Regions from separate parts of the Homo sapiens genome. Here all the other regions are linked to region 1. A link is a contact called in ENCODE Hi-C or POLR2A ChIA-PET data. All regions are on one chromosome and are shown on one strand. Each heading gives the region's core, a stretch centred on a gene start or an enhancer-like site at or near the end of the contact. The rest is flanking DNA. Distances are from core to core; before and after follow the strand shown. Region 1 holds the start of LINC01655 (long intergenic non-protein coding RNA 1655). Region 2 holds the start of TAF1A-AS1 (TAF1A antisense RNA 1). Region 3 has its middle 9.4 kb from the start of TRT-TGT2-1. Region 4 has its middle 72 kb from the start of LINC02817.

What was found. Hi-C counts contacts between places; a loop is a spot of excess contacts on that map. ChIA-PET counts read pairs that join two places held with the same protein, here RNA polymerase II (POLR2A). Pooled maps may share reads with other maps.
Region 2: a loop to region 1 is called in a pooled map, with 2.9 times the contacts of the local background. The contact joins the promoter of TAF1A-AS1 here to the promoter of LINC01655 in region 1. A Hi-C loop is called at or near these places in 2 of 37 single-sample maps with no recorded cell type and 4 of 50 pooled maps.
Region 3: a map of naive thymus-derived CD4-positive, alpha-beta T cell shows a loop between it and region 1 (5-fold over the local background). The contact joins the enhancer-like site here to the promoter of LINC01655 in region 1. A Hi-C loop is called at or near these places in 3 of 168 maps with a recorded cell type or tissue (PC-9, chondrocyte and naive thymus-derived CD4-positive, alpha-beta T cell), 6 of 37 single-sample maps with no recorded cell type and 10 of 50 pooled maps. POLR2A ChIA-PET finds 5 or more read pairs at or near these places in 2 of 52 experiments (H1 and activated CD8-positive, alpha-beta memory T cell).
Region 4: a pooled map shows a loop between it and region 1 (8-fold over the local background). The contact joins the enhancer-like site here to the promoter of LINC01655 in region 1. A Hi-C loop is called at or near these places in 1 of 168 maps with a recorded cell type or tissue (ascending aorta), 3 of 37 single-sample maps with no recorded cell type and 2 of 50 pooled maps. POLR2A ChIA-PET finds 5 or more read pairs at or near these places in 1 of 52 experiments (PC-9).

Annotation. Positions count from the first base shown.
Region 1 is chr1:221,839,072-221,842,156 of GRCh38, reverse strand. LINC01655 (long intergenic non-protein coding RNA 1655) reads left to right here and starts at 1,491. Exons shown (of 4, transcript NR_125989.1): 1 at 1,491-1,621; 2 at 1,704-1,849. RefSeq lists enhancers at 2,291-2,340, 2,711-2,790, 1,607-2,806.
Region 2 is chr1:222,588,252-222,591,336 of GRCh38, reverse strand. TAF1A-AS1 (TAF1A antisense RNA 1) reads right to left here and starts at 1,417. Exons shown (of 3, transcript NR_110613.1): 1 at 1,375-1,417; 2 at 930-1,079. It overlaps TAF1A (TATA-box binding protein associated factor, RNA polymerase I subunit A), which reads left to right and starts at 1,404. Exons shown (of 11, transcript NM_005681.4): 1 at 1,404-1,610; 2 at 2,772-2,894. The coding sequence starts at 2,774. RefSeq lists enhancers at 371-903, 904-1,437.
Region 3 is chr1:222,454,030-222,457,114 of GRCh38, reverse strand. No RefSeq gene overlaps it. Among named protein-coding and RNA genes, the nearest start is that of TRT-TGT2-1, 9.4 kb to the left of the region's middle. RefSeq lists an enhancer at 1,681-1,730. Within about 2 kb of position 1,579, at least 10 of the 41 ENCODE cell types and tissues checked have a DNase peak (open chromatin) inside an H3K27ac peak, as active enhancers do.
Region 4 is chr1:221,263,199-221,266,283 of GRCh38, reverse strand. No RefSeq gene overlaps it. Among named protein-coding and RNA genes, the nearest start is that of LINC02817, 72 kb to the left of the region's middle. Within about 2 kb of position 1,686, at least 2 of the 41 ENCODE cell types and tissues checked have a DNase peak (open chromatin) inside an H3K27ac peak, as active enhancers do.

The sequences.
Region 1 (3,085 bases), core at 242-2,741:
CCCAAATATGCCAGGCATCTGCCTGCCTTAGGACTTGACTCTGACTTTCCTTTCTGCCTGGAACACTCTGCTTCTGGGTATTCACTCCTCACTCCCTTGACCCCCAACTTAAATCTTTTCCCTAGTCTGGTTGACTTGGATTAACTTACTTTAAATTGCAACCATCCTGTGGCCTGCAATCCAGATCCTTCTTACTCTGCTCTACTCCTTCCTCTTCCCAAAGCACTTAACACCCTCTAAAATACGACACACTTTACTCACTTACTATGCTTATTGTTTACTGTTGTCTCTTAGGAATCCGGGCTTTGTTTAGTTGGTTCATTGACATATCCTCAGCATTGGGATCAGTGCCCAGCACATTGTAGATCCTCAATAAATATTTCTGGAGTGGAGGAATCAATGCCTGGTTTCTAGAGTTTCTGCAGTTAACACAAAATCTTTATAATGTTTCATTTTCCAGCTCATCCTTTGGGTGCCACACCCATGATGCTGCATGATGGACGTGTGTTCATGACTTGCAGCTGCTCCCTCATGGGGTAGCATAAAGATGCATAGGACTTAGGGTCCAGTTCCAGCCTTGCCGACTGTGTGGTCTTGGGCCTCAGTTTCCTCATCACTACAATAAATTCCTTAGAGGGTTTCTGAGAGGAAGAATGAGGTGACATAAGTGAAAGTATTTGTACACCATAAAATAGGATACAGCTGTTTTCCTGTTGAGAAATACACAGAACTTTGGGCTGCAGTTTTCACTGTTCATAAAATTTTCTGGCCTGGCTTGCTCATTCACTTCTCAGCTAGTTGTCAGTCATCATTGGAGTGGACCTCCACTGATGATCTGCTATGTGACTAGAACTCTCCTAGGCAATTACACATATTATCTCCTCACTTAACAAATCTACCTTTGTTACCCCACTTTACAGGTGAAAGAGAGAAGACTCATGAATTGTCAAAGCCACCTGGGTAGTGAATGTCAGGGCTGAGACCCAGATCCTCGACTGTCTGACATGATCGTATTCTTTCGTACTGCCTGTTTCACTGCTCTCTCTCCATAGCAACATGTCCCATCCCTCTCCCTACTCCAGTCTCCTACCCAGTCCCCCACTCTCTCACACTCACACACATATGTACATATACACCCTGCCCCATGACCTGGAGCAATGTGTATCTTGAAGAATCAGCAACCCTCAGCACTCAGATCACTGCCCAGCCTCAGCATCTCAGCTCATCTTGTCTTTTGTTTGTTTGTTTGTTTTGTTTTTTCACTTTAACCTCATTAAGGGTCAGCAAAGGATCACTTAAATTTTGAGTTATGCTCTGTCACATATTATGGGGTAAAGGTTGCATCATAATAATATTTTGGAGAGTCTTAGAGACCTCTGGACTATCCCATGTGAATTATGAGGTCATAGTACATATCCTGCAGGCTTTCAACCTTGACCAGAGGTTTTCATAATGAATGCAGCATCCCTGGGGAGTGATCTGAAGCTGGCGAGGCAATGAGAACACCCTGGCAGGGCAGCTGAGCTGGGTGGATCCTTGTTCTGTCACCAAGCCTTTAAGTCATATGCTGACATGTTACAGTCCTGCCTGGGACCCTGCCCACAAATACTTAAGATACACGGTGAGCTCACAGTCTGCTTGTCTGAGGTGGGAGAAATCATCTGTTCCATTCTTAAATTCCTCCTTTCTCTTTCTTTCCCCAGACTTTGGGAATCACCCAACTGATGGAAAGAACCAGGAAAGGGGTCAGGATCTGCACCTTGGCAAACTTTGAAGAACACCCAATTTGATGAATGAAAACTCCTCACTTGTGCTCTGGTGGTGTTTTAGGACAATGGGCCCCTCCTGGGTAATAGTTATTGATGCAGTCTCTATCAGTAACCACCCCAAGTTTGAGATCCTTTACAAGGGAAGGTCATATTTCCAAAACTGAAACCTTGACCAAGTATCCCAGAGAGATAGGAAGGAGATACCACTCAAGTGTGTCATGGGCCTGTCCCAGGGCCTGGGAGTCAGCAGTTGGTGGCCTGGGATCCAAGGGTTAACAGCATGACCTGTTCTGGCTGGCACCAGTCACATGGTGTGCCCAACCTCACTGTTATTATCTGTTTCGGGTGAGTCACTGAGAACACAGACAGGAAAGACCCATGAACTTAGCTAGTTTCGCCCCAGGGTGTGAGACTCCACACAACTGAGTCTGGGCCACTGGCAGTGACTCATGGCGGGCCTCATGGGATTGCTGACGCAAGGTTGGAAGGGCACGTGGTTCTTCCCCCCACCGCTGGGTAGAATCCCCGCCAAAACATCCAGGCTGGAAATCCATCTTGGTCCTTGGGGAGAGAGAAAATAAAAAAGAATCATTTCTGATACTATAGCAAAGTATACAGGTGGATTTGGCAGGTCCAACTGACGAGTCTTCCACATTCTGAAAGAATTGGCTTTCTCACAATGTTAGAGTCTCTAGGAGTACTGGGGAGTGCAAATTCAACTGTTATAACTGGCATATGCAGAGAAAACGGCCCTCCTATCTCTTTTCTATGACTTGTGATGTCTTCCTCCTACTCCTGACCATCCTCTTTGGGCCCCTGGGGGTTCCTGGCTGATTTAGCCTCACCTGAGCTCTTGGTGTCACTAGAGACAATCAGTGTGGCTGTGAGTCCCATTCATTCACTTCCTGACCAGGCTATCACTCTGCCCTGTTCTACCTTTGCTGTTGGAGTTCAGGACAGGCTGCTCCAAAATATGGCCCCTTGGCATTTTAGAAAACAGCAGAAGCAGTAAGGACACTCTCTGACCTCCTCTTGCCCTTCTCCCCTAAAGCAGACTATCAAACCTAGACAGAATTTTCTGACCACCTGAAAGAGACCACAAGATCCTCATTCAAGAGGTGCCTTCAGGCCGGGTGCAGTGGCTCATGCCTGTAATCCCAGCGCTTTGGGAGGCCGAGGTGGGCAGATCATGAGGTCAGGAGATCGAGACCATCCTGGCTAACAAGGTGAAACCCCTGTCTCTACTAAAAACACAAAAAATTAGCCAGGCGTGGTGGCACACACCTGTAGTCCCAGCTACTTGGGAGGCTGAGGCA
Region 2 (3,085 bases), core at 168-2,667, 750 kb before region 1:
GCCAATGGGAGAAAAGTAGCCAGACTAAGCCTCTAGACAAGAAAGTAATGATTATGTATGTTATTTTGTGTGTGGTCTCCTGGACTACGCATAATTTATGTTAGCCCTGCCTGTAGAGTTAGAGCACAAGCTTGAGTGAGGACTCAAGAACTAATGACAGAGAGAGCAGCAGAAGGAACTTTTCTTGCAAGTCCTTAACTACTGCATATTGTTTTATGCAGAAGACAACATAGAATCAACTATTTGTAGCATTTTAAGGAATCCATGTACAAAATTTTTTTTGACAGGGTCTCATTCTGTCGCCCAGGCTGGAGTGCAGTAGGGTGATCACAGCTCACTGCAGCCTCGACCTCCCTGGGCTCAGGTGATCCTCCCACCTCATCCTCCCGAGTAGCTGGGACTAGAGGCATGCATCATCACCCCAGCTTATTTTTTTTTATTTTTATTTTGTAGGGACGGGGTTTCATCATGTTGACTAGGCTGGTTTCGAACTCCTGAGCTCAAACTTTCCGCCTGCCTCGGCCTCCCAAAGGGCTGGGATTACAGGCATGAGCCACCGCGCCCGGCCTCAAACTCTTACCAGACCCTTTAATTTCCTCTCCGATACTCCGATTCTACTCAAACTGTTCACCTACACAGAGGAAACTCAGTGATTCCTGGGGGAGCCTATGCTATATTTGTGCATCCTCATTTGTGGACAAAATTCTTTCTTGCTGTGACTTGAAAGCAGCCTCCCTTTACCTTTCACTTATTAGTCCTAGTTCTGTTCTCTGCTGCTAAGAAAAAGGGTCTGATCCTTCTTTCACTGATCAGCCCTCCAAATATTGGAGAAGCACACTGCGTTTCCATGGGCCTGCAGTCCTTTTCCGGGATCATCTTCCCTAGAACCCCTCAACTGTCTCTCATTTCACACGGTTTAACCATCTTACCTTTAACCCATATTTCATTTGTTTGTCTCAATGTCCCTCATGAAAGTTGACCCAGACGGGTCCGCAGAACAACTTTTGCTGAGAAGGCAAAGGAAATTCTCGCCCAAATTGTGGAGAAGGCAGTCGAACCAATTAAACCTAAAGCTAAAACTGTAATAGAAAAGAACTTTCAAGCTCGCAATGAAAAGGCTATGCATGGATTTATCTCATCACAGCCACTAGCCACACCTCCACTCGTGCAGTGCGCCTGCGAGCCGAGCAGAAACCAATGGCCCATCGTAGTGAATTTCTCGGGTAAAGTGACATTCTCCGCTTTTGAATGCTCCCTTCGCCCAGCCGCCAACCCCTCGCCCCAATTTCCATTTTAAATGAAAGTCTCCCACTTTCTAGCTGAGACAGACAAAAATAAAACTCGGGCAAAACCAATCGCAGAGAGGCAGCTCACTGTCACTTCCTGGGTCACTTCCAGAAGTCACTTCCGGGGTCGAGGCGAGGCCAACGATACGCCTGCTGCAGCAGGAGGAGTTACGAGCCGGGCCGCGCGCTGCCTAAATACCTAAACCAGGTTTAGCGCCTGCTCATATAAAGCTCTCCTAACTCGTCTTCCGGTGGGAATTTCTTCACGTGGGCCGGAGTCGGAGACTGAGTTTAGCTTTACTGAGGAGCTCTAAATTTAGGCGGGTAAGTGCCGCAGATATCGCCCGTGGTTCCTGCGTTTAAATGGAACGGGAAGGGGTGTGTCAGGATTCATCCATGTTCTCCTGATATTTCCTCCTAATACCTGAAACCCTTGGGGTCTGAAAACGAAAGAAGGGGATAGAGAAGCTTTGGTTGCCGTGGCAACTGCGGGTCACCAATTTGGGTTTTTGAGGATTTGGAAAGGGAGGATTTGTGTAACTACTCCTGAAAACACGTGATGGGTCGGATTCAAATTCAGTTGTTACTTATAATTCATACTCCTAGCCACATGCTTTGAATTTAGAAGGTTTACTCTGGGTATAATGCAGAGATGCAAAATCTGAGCCAGGGTAATTGTTTAGAAAGCTGATGCGGTAATCTAGGCACTGTTTGAAGGGGTCTTGAACTAGAGTAGTGCTGTAGGATTGAAGAGGGGAAATAGGGGAAATTTGGAGGTAGTATCAGGGGCACTAATACTCGATTTCATATGGGTAATGAGGAAGGGGCCCTGAGCATCTTTAGGAGTAAGTCTAAACTCACCTTGGCTTATGATGATTTTTCTAGGTTCGTTTCTCACCTTCCGCACCCCTCCTCCACACGCACCTCGAATTCTAGTCATGCCAAGTAGTTTGGTGTTCTATTTCCTAGACTATCGTCCTCACCATTTTTTGTGATGTTAGGCAGGTTCCATCATTTCACTAAGCCCCTCAGTTTTTTCAACCTTCACATGGAAGAAAGTAATAGTACCCACCTCAGGATTGCTGTGGGGATTAAATTAGATAATTTATACTTCTAGTGCATAGTAAGGGCCTAATAAATATTAGCTGCTACTTCTATTCTTACTGTACTTTTCATATTGTTTTGTTATTATACGTTTTGCTGTTTCTTCGTCTAGACTTGAGATTTTTTAAATTAGAGGGGCAGTATCTTATTTATCTTTACATGGACTTGAAACATTAGTGGTTCGGTCTTTAATGGATCATTCATTTTGGCTGTTGCTGACATAGTTAAATTCATTTTTTACTTTAAAAGAGCTGACAGGTATAATGCATTTTGCTAATCAAATTATATTTATTAGATAAAAAGATAGCCGTTTTTCTGTACAACTCAGAAGACTGTGGATTAAGATGTACAGAAAGTAACTGATATCTCATCTTGTAATAGGTATGAGTGATTTCAGTGAAGAATTAAAAGGGCCTGTGACAGATGATGAAGAAGTGGAAACATCTGTGCTCAGTGGTGCAGGAATGCATTTTCCTTGGCTTCAAACATACGTAGAAACTGTGGGTAAGTAAAATAATAACATTGAGCCATTTTAACTTTAAGGAGGTGGTAAGATTCAATAGGGATACAAAATGAATAACCAGACTGGTTTAATTTTCAAGAGGAATATGTGGAGGGTTTTTTGGCTAAAAGCCAAAAGAAATCTTTTTTCTTTTAGAATTCTTTGCCCTTGGATTAATAATAGATAGTCTGTA
Region 3 (3,085 bases), core at 330-2,829, 610 kb before region 1:
GAAGGCAAATGGGGAGCAGATATGTCTTCACGGTAGGAGCAGGAGCAAAAGAGAAAGAGAAGGGAGGTGCCACATACTTTTAAACAACCAGATCTCATGAGAACTCAGTATCTTGAGGACAGTACCAAGGGGGAAATCTGCCCCCATGATCCAATCCCACCTCACACCAGGCCCCACCTCCAACATTGGGGATTACATGAGATTTGGGTGGGGACACAGATCCAAACCATGGCAAAAAGCTACCCAAGTGATTTTAATGTGCAGCCAGAGTTGAGTACCATTGCTCTGACAAAATTTTTTATCTTATATATGAACAAGAAGAGACTTCAAGAGCTTAAGTAACTGACCCCAAATAAAGGCCATACAGTCAATTACTGGCCAAGACTCTGGCCCGCTCTATTCCCCTATTGGAAAACCTCCACAGCAGTCACACTTTGGGTCAATTTCTTACAGAGGATAGCTACAGTCTTTATGTCTTTAAATCTAAATCTAGATATATTATTTGAATAGTGCTAGCATACTCTGGCAGAACTTTTGAGAGTGAGGACTGTTCCAGAACTATCTGTGCTATGTGACCTCAGGATCTGGAGGTGGTGACAGGCTCAGATTTTACAGTCAGGAAAGTCTGGTTTCAAATGGTAGTTCAGCCACTGACAGCTCTGCACCCTTGGCCAAGTTACTTGGCATCTCTGATCTTCAGTTTCCTTGTAATGTGAATGTTTTGTCAACACAGACTGGTTTCTTGGTTGTGAAGACTAAATAAGATAAGGCCATAAAAGTCTCAGCACGTAATTAGTGCCTTTTAGGAAGCCGATGACTTATCCATTAGCTGGTGGTGCAATTTTACCTTTTAAATGATAGCAGTACTAGTAATTATTACTGTTGTTGTTCTTCTTATATTCCATGTATTTGCCTTCCAGATAGGTGGTTCTTAAGCAGAGGTGATTTTGTACCCCCAGGAAACATTTGGCAATGTCTATAGGTATTTTGATTGTTATAACAGGGGTGGAGGTTTGGGGACAGTGGTGGGGTGCCAGTGACACCAGTGGGTAGAGGCCAAGGATACTACTAAATGCTCATAATGCGCAGGCAGCCTCCCAACAACAAAGACCTATCTGACCCGATGGTGCGAAGGTCAAGAGACTCTGCTGTAGATATCTGTAAGTAATTGGGAGCTTGAGGGCCCAGAGCCACTGGGTGGTGACAGGATGATAATTCTCAATTTTTGCTATTGTGTGGCAAGGGGGCAATGTGTTTAGGGGGTTGCAAACAGCTCCATGTCTACTCTCAATCACCACAGAGGAAGGACTTTCCAACTCTTTACATATGAGTTGCTGTGGTAACCGGTAAGTAATAACCCTGGGGTTTATACTCCTTAGAGGTGCTGTGAGGATAATCTTGCACCTAAAGTTTAGAAACACTGGTATCAAAGCCTAAAGAAGACAAGACGATTGCATCAGATCCCACAGGAGGGCTGTCTTTCTCCATGCTTGTGTTTTGGGCCCCTGGGGGTTGCATCAGCCTCCTCACTCATGAGCTCATCATTTATAAATGACAGCCGCCAAAGTCGGGAAGTATGAAACAGTTGCCAAATGGAGAACTTGCTCAGCTTTCTTGCTGGAGCCCTGTGTCTTAACTTACTTATATTAAAAAATAAAAGGAGCACAATTCTGCTAGGCAAGCTCTGCTATGTGAGAAGGGAAGAATACATGCAGAACTTCTCGTTGAGAGCACAGAACATTTTCGTGTCTGTCGAGATCACCGTGGTTGCTGAACGTGGCCGCTGTTGAGCAAGTGGTCAGTAGGTGGCGCTAAGTCATCGCCGAGAGGACGCTCCTGTCCTAGACCTGAGTTACTGTCAGTCTTGGAGCGCGCACACCCCAGAGTGAAAAATATAGTAACAGGAAAGATTTAGTTCTTAAAATAAGTCAGCAGCTCAGCGAAGCAGATACTACCTCGGCAGGTACATTTTCTTTCTTGAACTGATGGAAAAGGGCATTTACTGCCTACAGGCTTCTGGCTACAGAAATCAAACAATCAAAATATTCAATTAAATGAAACCAGCAGCAGGCCTGGCCCCAGAAGAGAATGAGAACCAGCTGGGCTCAGCCCTATGTCTGGGATCCGGTACCGACGTTCCTCTGTACTGACACGTCCGGAGCCAATGTCGAGTCACGAGTCACCCAGGCACGGTTTTCTCTCTCCAGTGAAGGCTTTGGGTGCTGAGATGTGCAGTTGTAACGTGTAGCATGGAGACCATTTTAGTGATCTAGCTGGCTCTTCTTAAATTATGGGAGTCCTGGCCGTACATGTAGGTGAGGACGCCACCTTTCCCACCTACGTGAGAAGGTAGGAGAGTGGAGATCCCTTGAGGCGCTGGAACAGGAGTGTTGTCATGGTGATGGGGCCAGTCACAGGGCTCACCAGTCCCTTTGGCGGAGTCTCTGCCTCAATTGTAAGGGAATTTGGAATCACTGGATCAGATGCAAGTTCACAGTCATGTTGCCACTTTTTTCCACAATCTATAGCCCCCACCGTGAAAGCTCCAGTGGGTCATGCTTTAGAAAGGGGAGGGAGGTAAAGAGTGGGTGGGGGGCTTTGAATCCAATAGTCCTGTATCCCAGCTCTGCCACCAGTGAGCTCTGTGACCTTGCAAATGCCATTTTGCTTAAGCTTCAAAGCTCTCCTCTGTAAAATATGCATAGAATGGGCAGGAGGGCTGCCAATGAGCTGCTTGAAATGAGTTCACATCTCTTGGAAGCAGAGAAAGCTTACAACTAAAGTGGCCAGACAGCCATATGTGATCTTAGAAGAACTGTTGAACCCAGAGAGAGGCCTCGAAAATGGAGATGGGCAAATGCCATTCCCACCATGCGAATCCCTTTCCCATTTTTGCTTGTGGCTGCCCAGACTCGGTCCCTACCCACGCTTAATAAATTCTTACAATTTATTCTCCTGCCCTTCAGCTTGACTTGTAATAATGTAATGATGGCTATCAGGGTTGGAACAGCAAGCACGATACCAGCACTTTAGGAAGATTAGTTTCCTCTATTTAATGCTCATGACTACCTGCAAGGTAAGTGTT
Region 4 (3,085 bases), core at 437-2,936, 580 kb after region 1:
CTAAATCTTTTTAGCAGTACTGATCCACCTGTGACAGAGTTTAGGATCTAAAATTAATTTATCAAAAGAGCGAAATCCAAAAGTCCAAGGGGAATGGTGTCTGACTTCTCCATTAGTGATTTCTTGTATAGTTCCTGTCTACAGCACCTATCACTTCATCCTCGGTATTCTTCAGTAAATTTAAGAGGGCTTTACAACTTGATGGACGTTACAAGAGTGTTAGGAGAACCCAACACAGGTGTTTTTTTAAGTGGTGCTTTGAAACCCACGACTCCTAAGTTTCACAAGGATAAGGTCCATGATTTTCTCAGTTATCCCATATTCCCAACCCCCTTAGTCACTCTGCATTCCCAAAGCCCAGTACAGTGCCTGGTACATTACAAGAGCTAATTAATATTTGCTGAATGAATTAACAGTAAGTGTAGCTCCAGATGCCAAAGCAAAATGAGGATTTCCCTCTGTATTCTACTGGTTTTTATTCAGTATAAGAGTGAAAAACTCAGCTAACTTTTTCTCTGCCAGAAATATCCCTAACAGTACAAGAACAAATTCAATGACACCACAAGGAAACAATCAGTCAAATGTACAGTATGAAATATTTCTATAGACAAAAATCTTGGTATAACCAACAGATCTATGGCATAAAACTAGAGAAGGAGAAGGAAGAGGAGGAGGAGGAGGAAGAGGAGAAGAAGGAGGAGGACCTGTTGCAAAACAAAAGAGACTTAAGGAAAAAACAACTAATGCAATGAGTGGGTCTTGTTTGGATTCTGAACTAGTAAAAAAAATATTGAGGTAATCAGGAAAAAAATTAAAATGGACTAGGTATTAGATGACTAAGGAATTACCATTAATTATGTTAAGTGTGATATTGGCATGGTGATTATGCTAAAAATAGAAAGCTCTTATCAGCTAGCAAAGCATGCCAAACTGTTTACAGAGAAAAAGACACATCTGTCATTTGTTTTTAAATCTCCAAGCAAAAAAGACAGGCATGTGTGAGAAGAGGATTTGATAAAATAAGATTGGCCAAATGTTGATTAATGTGAAAGTTAAAGGACAGGTACCTTGAGGTTCATTACAGTATTTTCTCAAGTTGTATACATATTTGGAAATTTCCATACTAAAAAGTTATATAGAGTTAGACCTAGCGGGTTACAAACGACAACGTAAAACTTCAAGACTATGATTTCATGCTGTCTTGTGTAATCATATTCCAGGAGGACCCAAGACAGCATTTACTGGGCTTTGTATGCCGACTTTGAACAGTTTCCAAATGTGGTAATCTGATGTAACTTGCTCATTATTTTTTAAAAATAAAAGATCATACGTGCTGTTAGAAGCATCAAAACTTCATTCTATTCATCTGGAGCAAAATGTTCCTCCCAATACAGCTTTTCCTTGAAAGAGGAGGAGGGCAGAGAGAGCCTGGGGTGAGAGGTCGGAGAGGAGAAACGACCATTGAGTTTTCTACTTTCCGCAGAATGGCAAGATCCTTGGGGAGACAGTAAATTGAAATTAAGGCTGTTTCAGGCAGCCTACAGGATGTGCCTGCAAATGTTAGACATATCGAAATGGTGAAAAAGTCTGTGTGTGCCCATTCATATGAAGTGAATGCCTTGTAATGTGCTCCAGCCCCTGGGAATGGTGGCTGGATTGAGAAACGGAGGCCGGAAGAATGGGATGGATTTGACATAAGTACTTTTAAGTGCTCTGAAGGCTGGGCTCCTCCCTGTGGTTTAACAGCAAAGTCCACTGGGAGCTACAAGGAAAGAGCTGAGTGAATCCCTACAGCTTTTCGTTTTAAGGATAACAAACCTTAAAACAGGTGTGAGCTCAGAAAGATCCTTTTTCTTCTTGTTTTTAGAGTCTTCTGTAACCAGCCAGCTCTCTGTGTATTATTATCATTCCACAGAATGAGGTCTGGGGTAGGGGAAGGGAGGAGAGGAAAGAGAAGCTGAATAAACAAAAATTGCTCCGAGTGACTAATATTCATTAAGTCCACTGGTTATGCGCTATGAAATTTATTAAACTGTGGTTTCCAAGAGAATGTATTAGCGCAGCTAATGAACACAAATAAAAAAGAGGCCTCCAGGAAATGGTTTCCTGGACCTAGATGAGACTGGTGAGTAATGTGACAAGACATTAAAATGTTAAAAGCTTCTATTTTAGTCTAGAAGGCTGATTATTGGAAGGGGTTGCCTTCAGTGGGGGAGGGGAGGTAGGAGAGAGAATGAGAGTCTAACTTGTGTGAAGGAGCTTAAAGCTTTGCATTTGTATTCACCAGGCAAGGAGGCTCTGTGCTGAAGGCCTCTGAACTTCAGTGCTGCCATCTGGTGGAGAATGAGCTTGAGATACTGTAGAAAACGATGGCAGCCGCCATCTTTAAGATGTCAGGAATTGAAACACAGGACACAGAAATACTTCACTGTTTCCTGAGTGGCACCAGTGGAATCCTTTGTAACTGTGGTATCAGAAGCAAAGAAAAACACTTGCACAGTCCCTAGCTATGCAGAAATATGGCTTAAATACTGTATAAAGAAAACACAGCTATCTCATTCTGCTATTCCATTCCATCAGGATTTTAGCAATTAATTTTCATGAATTCCCACCTGCAGTCTTAGGCTGAAGTGTTAGCACTCTTAAAGACATTTGTTTCATAGCTCCCTCCAAGATGGCCAAATAGGAACAGCTCCAGTCTACAGTTCCCAGCGTGAGAGACACAGAAGACAGGTGATTTCTGCATTTCCAACTGAGGTACAAGGTTCATCTCACTGGGACTTGTTGGACAGTGGGTGCAGCCCACAGAGTGTGAGCTGAAGCAGGACAGGGCATCGCCTTACCCAGGAAGCGCAAGGGGTCGGGGAATTCCCTTTCCTAGCCAAGGGAAGCCGTGACAGACAGTACCTGGAAAATCGAGACACTCCCACCCTAATACTGCACTTTTCCAACGGTCTTAGCAAACGGCACACCAGGAGATTATATCCTGCACATGGCTCAGCAGGTCCCATGCCCACGGAGCCTTGCTCACTGCTAGCACAGCAGTCCAAGATCGAACTGCAAGGCAGCAGCAAGGCTGGGTGAG